2 separate regions of the Mus musculus genome follow, and region 1 is linked to region 2. The links are chromatin loops, found by intact Hi-C in ENCODE. Cell type or tissue: heart. All regions are shown on one strand. Each heading gives the region's core, and the rest is flanking DNA. Links, peaks and the distances in the headings are about the cores only.

What was found. Hi-C counts contacts between places; a loop is a spot of excess contacts. Peaks named below come from ENCODE experiments on the same cell type or tissue, not always from the same donor. Only the 100,000 strongest peaks of a DNase experiment are listed, where the experiment ranks them.
Region 1: it touches region 2 in a loop (3-fold over the local background); 5 of 42 quality-filtered maps call a loop at or near these places.

Annotation. Positions count from the first base shown.
Region 1 is chr7:3,900,141-3,908,218 of GRCm38, forward strand. No RefSeq gene overlaps it. Among named protein-coding and RNA genes, the nearest start is that of Gm14548, 6.0 kb to the left of the region's middle. In heart, for the core only: a CTCF peak has its summit at 3,779 (motif pointing left); no DNase peak of the experiment used is centred there.
Region 2 is chr7:3,668,927-3,677,004 of GRCm38, forward strand. It overlaps Tmc4 (transmembrane channel-like gene family 4), which reads right to left. Exons shown (of 15, transcript NM_181820.2): 2 at 7,638-7,842; 3 at 6,500-6,645; 4 at 5,924-6,156; 5 at 5,661-5,782; 6 at 3,037-3,184; 7 at 2,348-2,515; 8 at 2,012-2,175; 9 at 989-1,115; 10 at 648-745. Among named protein-coding and RNA genes, the nearest start is that of Tmc4, 4.6 kb to the right of the region's middle. In heart, for the core only: a CTCF peak has its summit at 6,153 (motif pointing right); a DNase peak (open chromatin) is centred at 6,165; H3K4me3 peaks cover 221 bases.

The DNA of each region.
Region 1 (8,078 bases), core at 2,032-6,031, 230 kb after region 2:
GATGCCAACTGCATGGTTGGTCTTTGTGATGGTTTGTATATCCTTGGACCAGGGAGTGGCACCATCTGAAGGTGTGGCCTTGTTGGAATAGGTGTGACCTGGTTAGAATGGGTGTGTCACTGTGCGTGTGGGTATTAGATCCTCACCCTAGTTGCCTGGAAGTCAGTCTTCCACTAGCAGCCTTTGGATGAAGATGTAGAACTCTCAGTTCTGCCAGTGCCATGCCTGCCTGGATACTGCCATGCTCCCACCTTGATGATAATGGACTGAACCTCTGAACCTGTCAGCCAGCCCCAATTAAATGTTGCCTTGGTCATGGTGTCTGTTCACAGCAGTAAAACCCTGACTAAGACAATCTTTTTGGATGTTGTAGTCATCCAGGTTTTCATCTTTCTCCATCTGCTGGTGGGAAGCATCGGCAGCTGCTAGAGTTTTGATGACATGACTTCTTGGTCCTGGGTCTCAGTCTTGACTTCCTCAGTGGTGTCTCTGAATTCAACCTCAAAATGACTGACTTGCCGTGCAGTGCCTCGCCAAATATTTACATGTTTGTATCTGCACAGTGGCACAGTTCAAAAGAAAGAGCTCAGGAAAATTGCATTTTTCCTGTTTATTTTTCATTAGGGATTGATGGAACAGCTTCCAGTGTTCTAAGCACATACTCTACCTGTGAGCTACAAGCCAAATTTCCTCTGTAGGTTTCAATGTTTGGCGTTTTAATTTTTTCTCTATTTTCTTTTTCCTATGCTGATGGGTTTAGTTATCTTTTTGGTTGTATGGAGACAGTCTCTGGCTATGTAGTCTTGGTTGACTTGGACCTGGTTGTGCAGACCAGTCTAAACTGGCCTTCATAGAGGTCTCCTCCCTATGGTTCAAAAGTGCAGGGATGAGAGATGTGGGCCACCACACTGCCGCCTGTGTTTACAATTTTATGTTTATATAAATCCCATTCCTGTGTATACTGTGTTTTGATTGAGTCTTTATCCCCACATCTTCCCTTTTCCTTACCATGTTCACCAGCTTACCCTCCTTACTAACCTGAATGTATTTTTGTTTCTTCCCCTGCACTTCTGGTTTGGAAATATGCTGTTCAATCCCATGAGAGTTCTTATTTCCCCCTTTCATTTAATAAATTTGTGTATTTTTTTTCTCTTTCTGGCTGAGGTTCTTCTGATGTGAGCTCTTCTTCTCCTTCTCCTTCTCCTCCTCCTCCTCCTCCTCCTCCTCCTCCTCCTCCTCCTCCTCCTCCTCCTCCTTCTCCTTCTCCCCCTTCTCCTCCTCCTCCTCCTTCTTCTTCCTCTTCCTCTCCTTCTCCTCCTCCTTCTTCTTTTTTTCTTCTTTCTCTTCCTCTTCCTCCTCCTCCTCCTCCTCCACCACTTCTTCTTCTTCTTCTTCTTCTTCTTCTTCTTCTTCTTCTTCTTCTTCTTCTTCTTCTTCTTCTTCTTTTTCTTCTTCCTCTTCTTCTTCTTCCTCCTCCTCCTCTCCCTCCTCCTCCTCCTCCTCCTCCTCCTCCTCCTCCTCCTCCTCCTCCTCCTCCTCCTCCTCCTCCTCCTCCTCTTCTTCTTCTTCTTCTTCTTCTTCTTCTTCTTCTTCTTCTTCTTCTTGGTGGGGACGTTTGGGAGACAAGGTTTCTCTCTATAGCCCTGGGTGTCCTGGAACGCACTCTGTAGATGAGGCTGGCCTGGAACTTAGAAATCCACCTGCATCTGCATCCAAAGTGCTGGGATTAAAGGTGTGCTCCAAAACTTCCCAGCTGAGCTCATTTCTTTTCTTTTCTTTTTTTTTTTTCATTTTTGGAGACAGGGTTTCTCTGTATAGCCCTGGCTGTCCTGGAACTCACTTTGTAGATCAGGGTGGCCTCAAACTCAGAAATCCACCTGCTTCTGCCTCCCAAGTGCTGGGATTAAAGGTGTGTGCCACCACTGCTCAGCTGAGCTCATTTCTTAATCCAGAGACCTGTCCAGTGACCTGCAGTGGCCTGTCCTGGAGATTGTTGTGGGATCTTTGTGTCTTGGAGGCTTTTTTCATAATGGAGCACTTGGTGTGAACTTGTGCTTGTGGTGTTTGCTGATGCCTTATTGATAGGTATTCTGTTTAATGTCAAAGTGGTTAGAGTGGTCTGAATCATCTTGTTATGTGTCTCTTCCTGAATGTCTGACTGGCATGTTTTGTGTGGGTGTTTATGTTTTAAATATTTCATTTTAGATCTATTTAATTTACAGCTATGAGTATTTTGCTTTTGTGTGTGTGTGTGTGTACAACATATGTTTGCCTTGAATATGTTGTGTTCAGAAGAGATCACTGCATTCCCTGGGTCTCAACTTTCTGTGAATCACAGTACAGGTGCTTGGGTTTGAACTCAGGCCCTCTGCAAGAGCAATCAGTCCTCTTAACCATTGGGCTGCTTCTCTATTTCTGAGTCAATCTTCATGACAGTATCTTTTGTCAATTGCTTGATTTTTGTTTTTGTTTTTGTTTGTTTGTTTGTTTGTTTGCTTTTTGGTCCTCAGATAGCCATTTTTTCTTCTGGTGTACCAAGTGCATTACTCCAAATCTCACTGAAATGTAAGTTTGTATCTGCTATCAATCTTTGATGGAATACCATCTCTCTCTTTCTTCCTCATTTTAGCTATCAGTTGTTTAAAATATTAAGCCGTGTGGTTTCATTTAACTCTCTCTCTTTCCCATTGCCCTTCCTTCACTCTTAAGTATCTTCTCTTGCCTTCTACCATTTAGTCCAGTTTGTGCTGTCCTTATATAACTGGCCACACCCAAAGTGAAAACTGACTCTCTCTTTGCCGGAGCTCTCAGGTTCCAATAGCTCACTACCTAAGGGTAGGATCTCATATTTTCCATCCCCATGCTGGGTTTAGTTTGTATTGGTTGTTGATGGGGCTTTAGATACTATCAAACTCTGTGAGCTCATCTCTGCAAGCTTTCAGCACGCTCAGAGGAGTCTTCCTGTAGTCATCTGTCATCTCTATGTCTTAGGATTTTTCAGCCTCCACGTTTGTAATGATCCTGTGCTAAGAATGTGTTCTTTGAGGGAAATCTTCTAACTCAGCATCACTTTGAAGGATGGGCCCAGGAGTAACATGTGTCCTGTTTATCTCATAGTGTAATGAGATAGGGGTTACTTTGTTTTTTCCCCTTTCGTTACTGAGCCTAGAAAAGGTACACACTTGCTTATTATGTGGCTGTCTATACATGCCCCTCTATCAAATGAAAAATGAGAAAAGTTGTTAAAGTACTTTCTTGGTTTCCTCAGAGGCCTGGGTTTTATATCCAGCTCTGCATGGATGTGATGTGGTTGCTCATAGGTGGGATTTCATCCCCCAGCACATGGACTTAGTAGCAGAGGTTTGAATCAGCCCAGGGTATATTCAGCCATTTCCCAAAACAACAACAACTAAAAGTTCTCTACAGTATGTGATGGACAATGTTAACAACATTTTATGCCTCTGTTTGCCTTCCAAGAATTAATGATTAATATATTTACTAAAAAGCTCTCACAGCGGAGGCATACCCCAAGTTTTGCATTATATCCAATTGTAAAGTGCCATTTCTGACCCAGTCTCTATTTCATGAACCTTGGGAACTTTCATGCTTGAGAACTGTATGTCACATGACTGTGGTGTCTCTTTTCTGACCAGCTGTTTTTCTTGACCTGATAGTAAGTGATGGGTTATGTCATTGCACTGGTAAGAATTACAAAGAGTGTTTTGAGGTCAGTCACACTATCCTCCCCATAGGCAGGAAGAGATGCTGCCCTCTCGTGGTTAGATGATCTCCATGTGAGGAACTTGCCTCAGATGACTTTGAGGCATACATGGTCTCTCAACACTGACTCTCATCATCTATAGTGCTGATGTGTCAGATGCAGAGAGCTGGCAGAGATATCACACTTTTTGGTGGATATGAACCCTTTAGGGCATTGTGTCTTGTTCATTTTCCCATTGTGCCAGGATCATAGGAAGGACAGGCTCCAGTTAGATATAGTGAGGGCAGATAGCACTAGAAATAATCAGATGGCGGGAGACAATGTAAGAACATAAGCAACAGAAACCAAGGTTAATTGACATCATCAGAATCCAATTCTCCCACCATAGCAAGACCTGGATACATCATCCTACTGAAAAGCAAGATTCTGATCTAACATCACTTCCCATGAAGGTGATAGAGGATGTTAAGAAGGACATAAAAAACTTCATTAAAGAAATATAGGAGAATACAGGTAAAGAGGAAACCCAAAGTCCCATAAAGAATTATAGCAAAACACAACCAAACAGGTGAAGGAAATGAACAAAACCATCCTAGACCTAAAAATGTCACTAGAAACAACAAAGAATTCACAAAGGAAGACAAGCCTGGAGTTAGAAAACCAGGAAAGAGATCAGGATTCATAGATTCTAGCATCACCAGAGAGTACAAGACATAGAAGAGAGTATATCAGGTGCAGAAGATACCATAGAAAAACTTGACATAACCATCAAATAAAATGAAAGAAAAAAAAGCAGAAAGTTCTTAACCCAAAACATTCAAGAAACCCAGGACACAATGAAGAGATGAAACCTAAGGATAATAGGTATAGCAGAGAGTGGAGATTCCCACCTTAAAGGGTAAATAAATATCTTCAACAAAACTATAGAAGAAAATTTCCCTAACCTAAAGAAAGAGATGCCCATGAACATACAGGAAGCCTACAGAACTCCAAATAGACTGGATCAGGAAAGAAATTCCACCGATCACATAATAATCAAAACAGCAAATGCACTAAACAAAGAAAGAATGTTAAAAGCAGTAAGGGAAAAAGGTCAAGTAACATATAAAGGAGACTTATCATGATTACACCAGACTTCTCACCAGACACTACTAAAGGTAGAAGATAGATCCTGGACAGATGTTATACAGACCCTAAGTGAACACAAATGCCAGCCCAGTCCACTATACCCAGCAAAACTCTCAATTCCCATAGAGGGAGACACCAAGATATTCCATGACAAAACCAAATTTACACAATATCTTTCCATAAATCCAGTCCTACAAAGGATAAAAGATTGAAAACACCTATAGAAAGAGGGAAACTACACCCTAGAAAAAGCAAGAAAATATTCTTTCAGCAAAACCCAAAGAAGATAGCCACATAAACATAACTCCATAAGTAACAACAAAACCAACACGAAGTAACAATCAATTTTCTTTAATATCTCTTATCATCAGTGGATTCAGTTCCCCAATAAAGAGACATAGACTAACAGACTGGTTATGTAAACAGGACCCAGCATGTTGATGCATACAGGACAGTATGAAAAGGCTCACACTACATCAGAGTAAAAGGTTGGAAAACAATTTTCCAAGAATACGGTTTCCCAAAACAAGTTGAAGTAGCCATTCTAATATCGAATAAAATCAACTTTCAACCAACAGTTATCAAAAAAGTTAAGGAAGGACATTTCATACTGGTTAAAGAATTAATCTACCAAGATGAACTCTCAATTCTGAACATCTATGCCCCAATTGCAAGGGCACCCACATTTATAAAAGAAACTTTACTAAAGCTGAAAGCACACAGCACACCACACACAATAATAGTGGGAGACTTCCACACTCCACTCTCAGCAATGGACAGATCATGGAAACAGAAACTAAACAGAGACACAGTGAAACTAACAGAAATTATGAACCAAATGGATCTAAGAGATATTTACAGAACATTTAATCCAAACCAAAAGAATATACCTTCTTCCTCAAGGTACCTTCTCCACAAATGACCATATAACTGGCTGCAAAACAAGCCTCAACAGATACAAGAACATTGACATAATCTCATGAACCCTATCAGATCATCTCGGACTAAGCCTGGTCTTAAATTCCAACAAAAACAACAGAGAGCACACATACATATCAACGCTGAACAAGGAAAATAAAGAAAAGAAATTACAGGCTCTTTAGAACTTAATGAAAGTGAAAACACATCATACCAAAACTTATGGGACACAATGAAAGCAGTGGTAAGATGAAAACTCATAGCTCTAAGTGTGCCTCCAAAAAGAAACTGGAGAAAGATAACATGAGCAGTTTGACAGCACACATGAAACGTCTTGAACAAAGAGAATCAAATACACTAAAGAGGAGTAGACCGCAGGAAATAGTCAAACTCACAGCTGACATGATCCAAATATAAATAAAGAGAAGTATACACAGAATCAACAAAACCAGGAGCTGTTTCTTTGAGAAAATCAACAAGATTAATTCACCCTTAGCCAGATGTATTAGGGGTTTACTGCTGTGAGCAGACACCATGTATAAGGCAAGTCTTATAAAAAACAACATTTAATTGAGGCTGGCTTATAGGTTCCGAGGTTCAGTCCATTATCATCAAGGTGGGAGCATGGCAGTAACCAGAAAGGCATGGTACAGGCAGAGCTGAGAGTTCTACACCTTCATCCAAAGGCTGCTAGTGGAAGACTAACTTCCAGGCACTTAGGGTGAGGATCTTATGCCCACACCCACAGTGACAAACCTACTCCCACCAGGTCACACCTATTCCAACAAGGCCACACCTCCAGATGGTACCACTTCCTGGTCCAAGAATATACAAACCATCACCCCAGACTAACCAGAGGGCACAGAGACAATATCCAAACTTATAAAATCAGAAATGAAAAGGGAGACATAACAACAAAACACATCTTAAGAATTATTCTGTTTGTTGAATATTAACAGTTGAAATTATTAAAATCATGTTCTACCAACATCATGGAAATGTTGTTCATAATTTTTCATAGTGCTTACAATTAACATTTTCTTAATGTTTAACTTCAAAGAGTTTTTGCTATTCTAAAAATTTTTAAATCTACTTACTGACAAAATCATTTTTCTCCTCCAAACACTGATAACCTTTTTTAAGTAAACTGATTTTTAGATATTGTATACAGAAATATAATGCATTTTAAGTACTCTCTCACTATGTCAGGTGGTATCATATCAGGGCCTTTGAATATATTTCTTGATGATTCATTTTTAATATTTTATGCTTTTTTACTATGCTTAACTCCCAAAGAATATTTTGAATGTTTTGAATCAATTTAGGATTCAACATTAGATGCAGAATCCTCAGTTATAGATAGTATTAAATATTTATTAATGATAATTTAGGGTATGAAAGGATAGGAATATAGAAGTTGAACAAATTTTTATGTATTATATGATTCTCAAAGTACTCATTACTAATTCATTTGATGTATAAATGCATTTAAATCACAAAAAATTAGAAAATGAAATTCACAGTGAAATGACATTAGGCACAATAATGTAAGTAGTCACACAGAATGGAAAAATGGAAGAAAAAAACCAATGAAAATCTTTTTGCTAATTATACAGGAGTCATTGGTCAATAGAACTGTACATTTGTGAGGTGTGTAGTTCTATGATTTTTTTTATACATCTACATTACGAATTCCCTGAGATCTTCTAAAAGCACATGACAGGTTATCATAATATATAAGTAACAGACAAGCATTATAAGCACAGACTTCGAAAATACCAGTGAGTTCATTTAGTGTTGGCCACGTACCGCTGGGCATGAGACCTGCCCTTCAGTGTGCTTTGTGTACCAGTGTGACTTGTTAGAAAAACTAAATGTTCTTTTGCAAGTATTTACCCATTCAGGATTCAGTATTTTCAGATCTTTCTCTGCTGTTTCAGTTGTGGGTATCTGCATAAGTGCCCATCTCCTGCAGGAGGAAGCTGCTCTGATAGTTGCTGAGCAAGACATTGACCCAGGAGTCATTTTATTGGTATGTTCCTTTAAAAAATAGTAGCAGCCACAACCCTGCCTGATTACTCAGAGGGCTGCCATCCTACAGGATACCAGTTAAGCGTCTCCTCACCAAGCCCTGTCCTGCCAACTCCCCTGAATACTTAGGAAAGAGCAATAACCTACACTGAGTACTCCATTTCCTACCCCAAGGACTGCATGCTTTCCAGGAGGTCTGCTGCCACAAGGAACATCAACTAAGCCTTTGTCTCCCAAGCCCCTGCCCACCAAGTTGCCTGAAAGAACACCCAATGGCAGT
Region 2 (8,078 bases), core at 3,919-7,918:
AAATCCCAGAATTCAGACATTAAAGTCCCAGAATTCAGACATCCTCGAATACTTGTAACCTCAATACTGAGAGTACCAGAGATAAGATTGCTGGGGCTTTTTGGCTGTGAGTACCAGGTTCTGAGAGAGACACCCTGTCTCAAAGGAATAGGCAGAGAGTGATAGAGGAAGACATACAAAGCCTTCTTTTGACAACCCCCCCCCACACACACACACAAGCACACAACATATGTTCACACAAACAGACACACATGCACACCAATAAATAAGAGAAACAAAATTATAAAGATGGGGCTGGGGAGATGGCTCAGCGGGTAAGAGCACTGACTGCTCTTCCAGAGGTTTTGAGTTCAATTCCCAGCAACCACATCACCATAGCTCACAACCACCCGTGATGAGATCTGATGCCCTCTTCTGGTGTGTCTGAAGACAGCTACAGTGTACTCATATAAATAAAATAAATAAATCTTTTTTTAAAATTATAAAGACGGTTGGGATATCTAGCTCAGTGACAAACTGCCTTGCTTATGCATAGAGCTCAGTTAAAAAGAATAGAAGATAGGTGGAGCACAATATAGGAACAATCCCATCGGGATGGGGCCTGCTCTAATAGGGGCAGGGCTACCAGGAAGGGCAAGGACACTTACTTCCTAGGAAACTGGACCAACAGCGTGACCAACAGGCCCATCAGCAGATCAAAGAGTACAAGTTTGTACATCTCCTGGCCCAGCCGAGTCTCCCAGCACTGAAGAAGTAAGAAATTGGTAGATCAGACTCTCCTGCCTGGAGACCCAAGCATCTGAGGCTCCGAATTGTCAGCAAACATCAGAACCCCACTCGTGAATTGTGTGGGTGGGCGCTTCACTGTTTATCAGTATTCATGCCATGTTTAGCTTCTTTCCAACCAAGGAACAGTCCACCCAGTTCAAGGATTCCTATCCTACCTCTAGGCCCAAGAATGCCACCTGTGTGCCCACAGCATTCTCACCGGAATTTCTTTGTAATTATAGCCGCAGGCCTTGCATCCTTCTGCCTCCATGTTTCCCCCACACGTGATCTGACTCCACAGAGAGACCAGAAGGAACACCAGCGAGGCCAGACGCAAAAACACAGTCCTGCAAGATGAAGGGACTCACACTGAGGTAGTGCCTCCTGGATGCACACTCGTGATCTCCTCCTCCACTTTATATTTTTCCTACCCGCCCCCCACTTTTCACAGAGGAAGGAACTGAGTCTCAGAGTCAGAATTTAAGACCAGGACTCCCTGGATTTCATATGCATGGGACTTCACTGTCTCATTCATATGTGTGTGTGTGTGTGTATGTGTGTAAATAAATGACAAATATGCCATTATATACACACATATATAATGTGTATGTGTTCTCCTGTTTGTATTTGTGTGCACCACACATTCTGGTGCCTGCAGAGGCAAGAAGAGGGAGTCTGATCCCCTGGAACTGGATATGCAGGGAGTTGTGAGCTCTCTGATGTGGTTTCTGGGAACTAACTTCTGATGCTCTTTAAGAGCAGTAAGTGCTCTTAGCCACTGAGCCATCTCTCCAGCCTCTTTTTGTCTTAAAAACAATAACAACAAACCCCCTCCCCAACAAAACAAAACACAAAAGTGTGTGTGTGCCATAGTGCAGTCCATTCTCTCCTGCCTTTACACTGGTTCTAGGAATGAACTCAGATGTGCACAGCAAGCACCTTTACCCTCTGAACCATCTCTCCAGGGTACTTCTCTGTCTTATTTTTTTATTTTTATTTTTATTTTTTTTAGGTTTTTTTCGAGACAGGGTTTCTCTGTGTAGCCCTGTCTGTCCTGGAACTCACTTTGTAGACCAGGCTGGCCTCGAACTCAGAAATCCTCCTGCCTCTGCCTCCCGAGTGCTGGGATTAAAGGCGTGCGCCACCACGCCCGGCTCTTCTCTGTCTTATTTGTAGAACCTTTTTCCACCTGTCCCTTTCCCCCTTCTGTCTGCACTCCCTTCCCATCCCATGAGTCCAGAACCTAAGCAGGATCAAGACGATCTGTCGGCTTTGAGTGTAGCCCTCTAGTGAGGCAATGAACTTGAACACAGGAGGCAGCACAAAGTTGAACAGAGAAATGAAGATGGATGGTAGATAATCCACCAGAAGCTTGAATAGTGGGGTCTGTCGGACAAGGGGCGTCTCCTGAAAGGGAGAGAAGGGAGCTGAAAGCCCACCTGTAGCCTCTTCTTGTCTTAAAAGACCCTAAAATCCCAGGAATTCTACACCCCAGTTCACTGCCACAGGGCTTCTTCACCTGTGGAAATGTGAGTTCTAGGACCCAAGGACCCTCCTCCTCCTCCAAGACCCTCTGTACCTGTAGTGTCAAGGTGTACTCGGTGGCCCAGTAGATGCCATAGAAGGCCGCCCCGAGCAGCGCGAGGACCAGCACGTTGAGCAGCGCCCTCATCGACCACACCTTGGCTCGTTGGCTCAGAGTCTGCTCCGCAGCACGGCGCCGGACTACTGCTTCCTCTAGGTCCACCTAAGGCCAATAGGGACTGCTTCTGGAAATCCGTCCCTTCAGGCCTGACTTTTCTTCGGATTAAACCGATATAGCCCTCTCCTTGTTCCATACTCTCCAGGGCTGTCCGTGGGACCATTTAATTCTTGGGGCACTGGGCCTCTGAAGTCTGGACTTGCATCCCAGGTCTGCCACTCCTTAGTTCATCCCAGAACTCCAAATCTCGCCCTACCTTCTGTCCAAGGCCTACCCTTCTTTGGCCCAACACAGAACCCCAGGATCCCCCTCCTATGAGACTTCCAGCTAGTTCACCTTTTTGAAGCCACGTCCTCATTTCACTTGGGACCAGTCTTAGTTCAGTCCCTTTTCTAAATGAATTCCAGGTCCCAGCCCCCCAACCCTCCCACCCCGTCAGTCTCCTCCATGGCAGGCATTCCTAGCCTGGCTTCTGCTTAGCTGTCTCTTAGCAATGCCTTGCTCCTTATCTTAGTTGGATCTTGTCTGGTTCTCATTTAGTGGTAGCTCCACCTCCCCGAGCACACCTGTAGTTCATACAAAATGATGCGCTGGCGCAGCCGCACGTGCACGTCCCCGCAGAGGCCAAAATTCCAAGCTGAGAACACTCGGTGACTGTAGCTGGTCAGAATGTCTGACTCCGCCAACAGTGTCTCCTTCAACCCGGACACCGAACTGAAAGAACAGACCACAGGAGAAGTGTTGGTGGGGGCACCTTACTTACGGAACATACACTCAAAATCCTGTGACCAGGTGCCACCTGTTCAAGTCAGATAGTTACACAAAGTCTTTGGAACCAAAGACTGAAGAGATAGGAGAATTTAGGGGACACTGCCAGATCTCCAGAGGAAAGAGGGAGATATCTAGGAAAGAGACAAGAGAAGAACAAAAAAGTACATTTTAGAGAAGAGGTGAGCTGGTCTGACAGCATGGCCTTGTAATCCCAGCACAAAAGAAGCTGAGTTAGGAGGATTTCTACAGGTTCAAAGGCCCTCCTGGACACACAGTGAGTTTTAGGCTGAGAGGTGGACAGGGTAACACAGTGACTGCCTTGAGCTGCCCATTCAGACAAGTGTTTGAGGGCGGGCAAAGACCTAGAGAGACTGAGTGGGAGGAAAGGATGAGAACAAAGGAAGAGGAAGACAGAAGTGGACAGAGAGACTATGTTTACCTTCAGTAGCCTCTCCGTGCTCCCCAGGACAACTAGGGAGTGTTCCCACATGATCTCTTTAGAGATCTGTTCTTAGTATTTGGACCCGAGGCAACATCCCTTCTCGTGCAAATCAGAAGGAATCTCTATATTTAAAGGAAACTATCTTAGAGCTTCTCCCAGCTCCCAATATTTAAGTATTTTCCTGGCATAACCAGCCAGCAAGGCATGTGTGTGTTTTAGTGTATGCATGAGTGTATGGATGCACTTGGGAATATGTGTGTGCATGTGGTGTATGCATACATACATACATGGTGATTGTGTGTGTGTGTGTGTGTTTGGAGGCCAGTGATGCACATTAGGTGTCTTCCTCTATCATTCTCCATTTTGTTTTTCAAATGGTCTCATTCATTGAACATGGAACTCACCATTTTGGATAGACTGGCTGGCCATTGAGTCCCTGGATCCTCCTGTCTCTGTTGCCCTCCCCGAGCCTCCAGTGCTGGGGCTACAGGTGTGTATTGCTGTCATACCCAGCTTTTCATTCTGTAGACCAGGCTGGCCTTGAGTCACAGAACTACCTGCCTCTCCAGTGCTGGAATTAAAGGTGTGTGCCACCTCTGCCCAGCTACTTTATCTTTTGAGACAAGGTCTCACTATGAGGGTAAAGCTGGCCTCAAAATCATGATCCTAATACCTGCTGTCACCTACCTAGTACAGGCCTGGGCTCCCAAATCCATTTATTCATGTTTTATATTTGTTCATAATTTATATTTGTTCAGCCAGGTATGGTGGCACACGCCTTTAATCCCAGCACTTGGGAGGCAGAGGCAGGCGGATTTCTGAGTTCCAGGCCAGCCTGGTCTACAAAGTGAGTTCCAGGACAGCCAGGGCTACACAGAGAAACCCTGTCTCGAAAAACAAAACAAAACAAAACAAAAAAAACAACAACAAAAAAAACCCCAAAAAAACCAAAGAGTTCCTGTTCTTCCTGCCTCCACCTCCCAAGTGCTGGGATTTGAGACAGGAGCCATGCCAGTAAGCTTAGTATTCTAATTATTTTTCTTTCTACATTTATTTATTTTGTGTGCATGTGTGTTTATGTGATGGCACCAGTGTGACATGCCATGTGTGTGGTGGTGAGAAGACAACCTATGGAGGAAGTGGCTTCCTTTCCTTACTATGGGGCCTCTGGGGAAGGAACTCAGCTTCTCAGGCTTGGCAGAAAGTGTTCGCATCCGCTGCAAAGTCTTGCCAGCCTAGTGTTCTACTTCTTTTTTCTTTTTCTTTTTTTTTTTTCTTTTGGTTTTTCGAGACAGGGTTTCTCTGTGTAGCCCTGGCTGTCCTGGAACTCACTTTGTAGACCAGGCTGGCCTCGAACTCAGAAATCCGCCTGCCTCTGCCTCCCAAGTGCTGGGATTAAAGGCGTGCGCCACCACGCCCGGCTTTTTTTTTTTTTTTTTTGTGTTCTACTTCTTGATATCACTGGATATTGTGAGATGGAGCCTGGAGTAACCTTCGTGCCTCGGCTTCCCAAACTCTGGGATTATAGTCACACACCTTCTAAACAGGCTTTCATGTGTGTATTGAACCACCTCTCATTAGGTTACCACTAGATAAACTGGGGGTAGGGGCCTGCCTGTTTTGTGCTCCCTCCCTCCCTCCCTCCCTCCCTCCGTCCCTTCATTTTCTTTCTGAGAAAGAAAGCCAAGTTGGCATTGAACTCAAAGATCTATCTACCCTGCCTCCTGAGTACAGAGATTACAGGCATGTGCCAACATACTCAGACAGATAGGATTTTTCTGTGCAGCTCAGGGCGGTCTTCAACTTACTCTGTAGCCTAGGCTGACCTTGAACTTAAAATAATCATCCTGCCTCAGCCTCCTCTCCTGGAGCCTCCTCTCCTGGCTTTAAAATACATTTCAATGTTGAAGAAATGACTCCTGGGGGAGGGGGTGGGTTTCCCCTGCCTATCAGAATCAGGATGTGGGCATCACTAACCGTCGTAGGATGCACAGCAAGTAGATGATGCTGATGGCAAAGACGGAGCACAGGTAGGTGATGGCCAGGTTCGATCGGGGTGGGTAGAACCCATAGAATAGAGGGGACCACTCAAGGTAACCCTGGGGAGGAAGAGGCAGAACAAAGGTCATAGTGGGGCCGGGTGGAGGTAACGATCAGGGAGCTGAGTGATCTGTGTGTGTGTCGTCCAGGAAACCAGGCTTCAAAAGTAAGGAGGTTCCTCTGGGGACCATGGCACCCACCTCTCCAGAGAGCAAGTTGAAAAGCTGGGTGGGGAAGGCGACCAGGCCATGAGTGTGTGGAATATAGGAACCACAGGGTGAAGAGATGTTAGGGCCAGGGGGACCTGGAGGAGCCCCTTCCAGCCAGGTGGGGATCAGCTTCATGCAGATTTCAATGACAGATGCCACCAGGTTGAGAAAGAGCAGGAAGCGCAGCAGGGAGAAGTAGGACTCAGTGCCTGCTCCAAACTGACCTGCAGAGGGCAGCAGAGAGGCCTCAGGTCCCTTACCAGTGTAGTTCCAACCCAGAGTCCTGGCCATAGCCCTCCTCCCTCAGACCCAGAAATCTATAACAGAGCCCTGACTCCTGGTCTGACCCTGGGGTCCAGAAACCAGCCCTCCCCCCTCAGATTCCAGTTCTCTTCTCTCTGATTCAGAAGGGTTCAGGCACTAGTCTTCATCCTTCAGACCAGGGCTGCAGGAACCAGACCTTTTCCCAAAGGCCCAGGGGATAATTGCCACTCCCCTCTCTGTCAGACCCAGGAAACCACACTCCAGCCTCAGACCCCAGGCCTCTTCCTCTAAAGCCCAGCACACCCCCAATTTTCTTCAGCGTCCATGCCCAGGGCTGTATAGTTTGAAAGCCTTCTTTCATTTTTCCCTTGGTCCGGGAAAGCTGTCGGGTCCAGTAGGCAGCCCTGGATTCAGAGCCAGAAGCCAGCTGCCCTGTAGCCTGGCTCTTCCTAGAAAGAGAGCAGAGTCAGCGTCAGAAAATGAAGGGTTTGGAACCTACAAACTGGGAACCACCCAAAGACAGAAACAACACGATGTAACGAGGACAGGCATCGTGGTACTGTATCCATAAACTGGAATACTCTTTAGCAATTAAAAAGGAACCAAATCTGAGCTGGGTGGTGGGGGGGGGGGCACACCTTTAATCCCAGCACTTGGGAGGCAGATGCAGGTGGATTTCTGAGGCCAGCCTGGTCTACAGACTGAGTTCCAATACAGCCAGAGCTACACAGAAAAACCCTGTCTCGAAAAACCAAAAAAAAAAAAAAAAAAAAAAAGGAGCCAGACATAAAATAATGATGGAGCCATGTCTAGTAGTATATGCATGCTTGTATGCTTGTAATCCCAACAGTGAGGTTGAGGCAGTGGAATTGAGAGTCCCAGGACAGGCTGGTAGATTAGTGACATGCTTTTGAAAGAAAATGAGTGCAGTGTGGTGCACCATTCATGCTCGTAGTATCTCAACTGGGAGCAGCGGGCAGAATGATTAGGGCAAATTAGGATAGACAGTGCTTTCAGGTCAGCCTGGGTGACAGAGTGCAACCCTCACTCTGTTTTTGTCTCAACAAAACAGAACAAAATGGTTGGCACGTAAGGGCATTTGTGACCAAGTCAAAACGACTTTGATCCCTGAGACTCAGATGGTAGAGAGAGAGAACTGACTCCTTTACGTTGTCCCCTGAGCTTCGAAGAAAGCTGTGCCACACCCATGCATGATCTTAGGGACACACACACACACACACACACACGTAGAAAAGAAAAAACAAAACAAAACAAGAAGGACGTTTGGGAGAAGGAACAAAAATAAAAAATGATCAAGTCTTCCTGAGTCTCTTAACACAAGGTTCAGAGCCGGCCCAGGCTAACCCTACCAAGCTGGTGGCAAGGAAGTAAACAGAATAACTGAAATCAGGAAAGGGTGTGTCAGTAAAGAGGTGCTCACCTGTGTGCCCGCCTTGCCTGCATAGGCCAGGGAAGTTCCCGGGAAGGGTGAGATTCCATTTGTGCAGTTTCTGCAAAGGCCTGAAGGCTCCTTCCTCCTTCATCATCATCTTCATCCAGTGTTCCCCAAGGGAGCACACCAGGGCCGCGGTATCGCAGCGTAGCAGCGCTGGGGAGATCGTTCAGCACAGACGCCAGCGATGGGCCTGGGATGAACACAAAGGATTGAAAGACAGAGGAGTCCAGGCCACAAGCCTTTCCCCTCAGATCCACAGTCCAGGCCACAGCCCATCTCTCAGACACAAGGGTGCAGGGTTCAGGCCACCTCCCTCAGACCCTGGAGCCAGGCCCCAGACTCTTTTTTCAGACCCAGGAGCCCATGCCCCAACCTTCTTCAGATACAGGGGTCTAGGCCCCAGCCCATTTCTCTCAGACCCAGGGG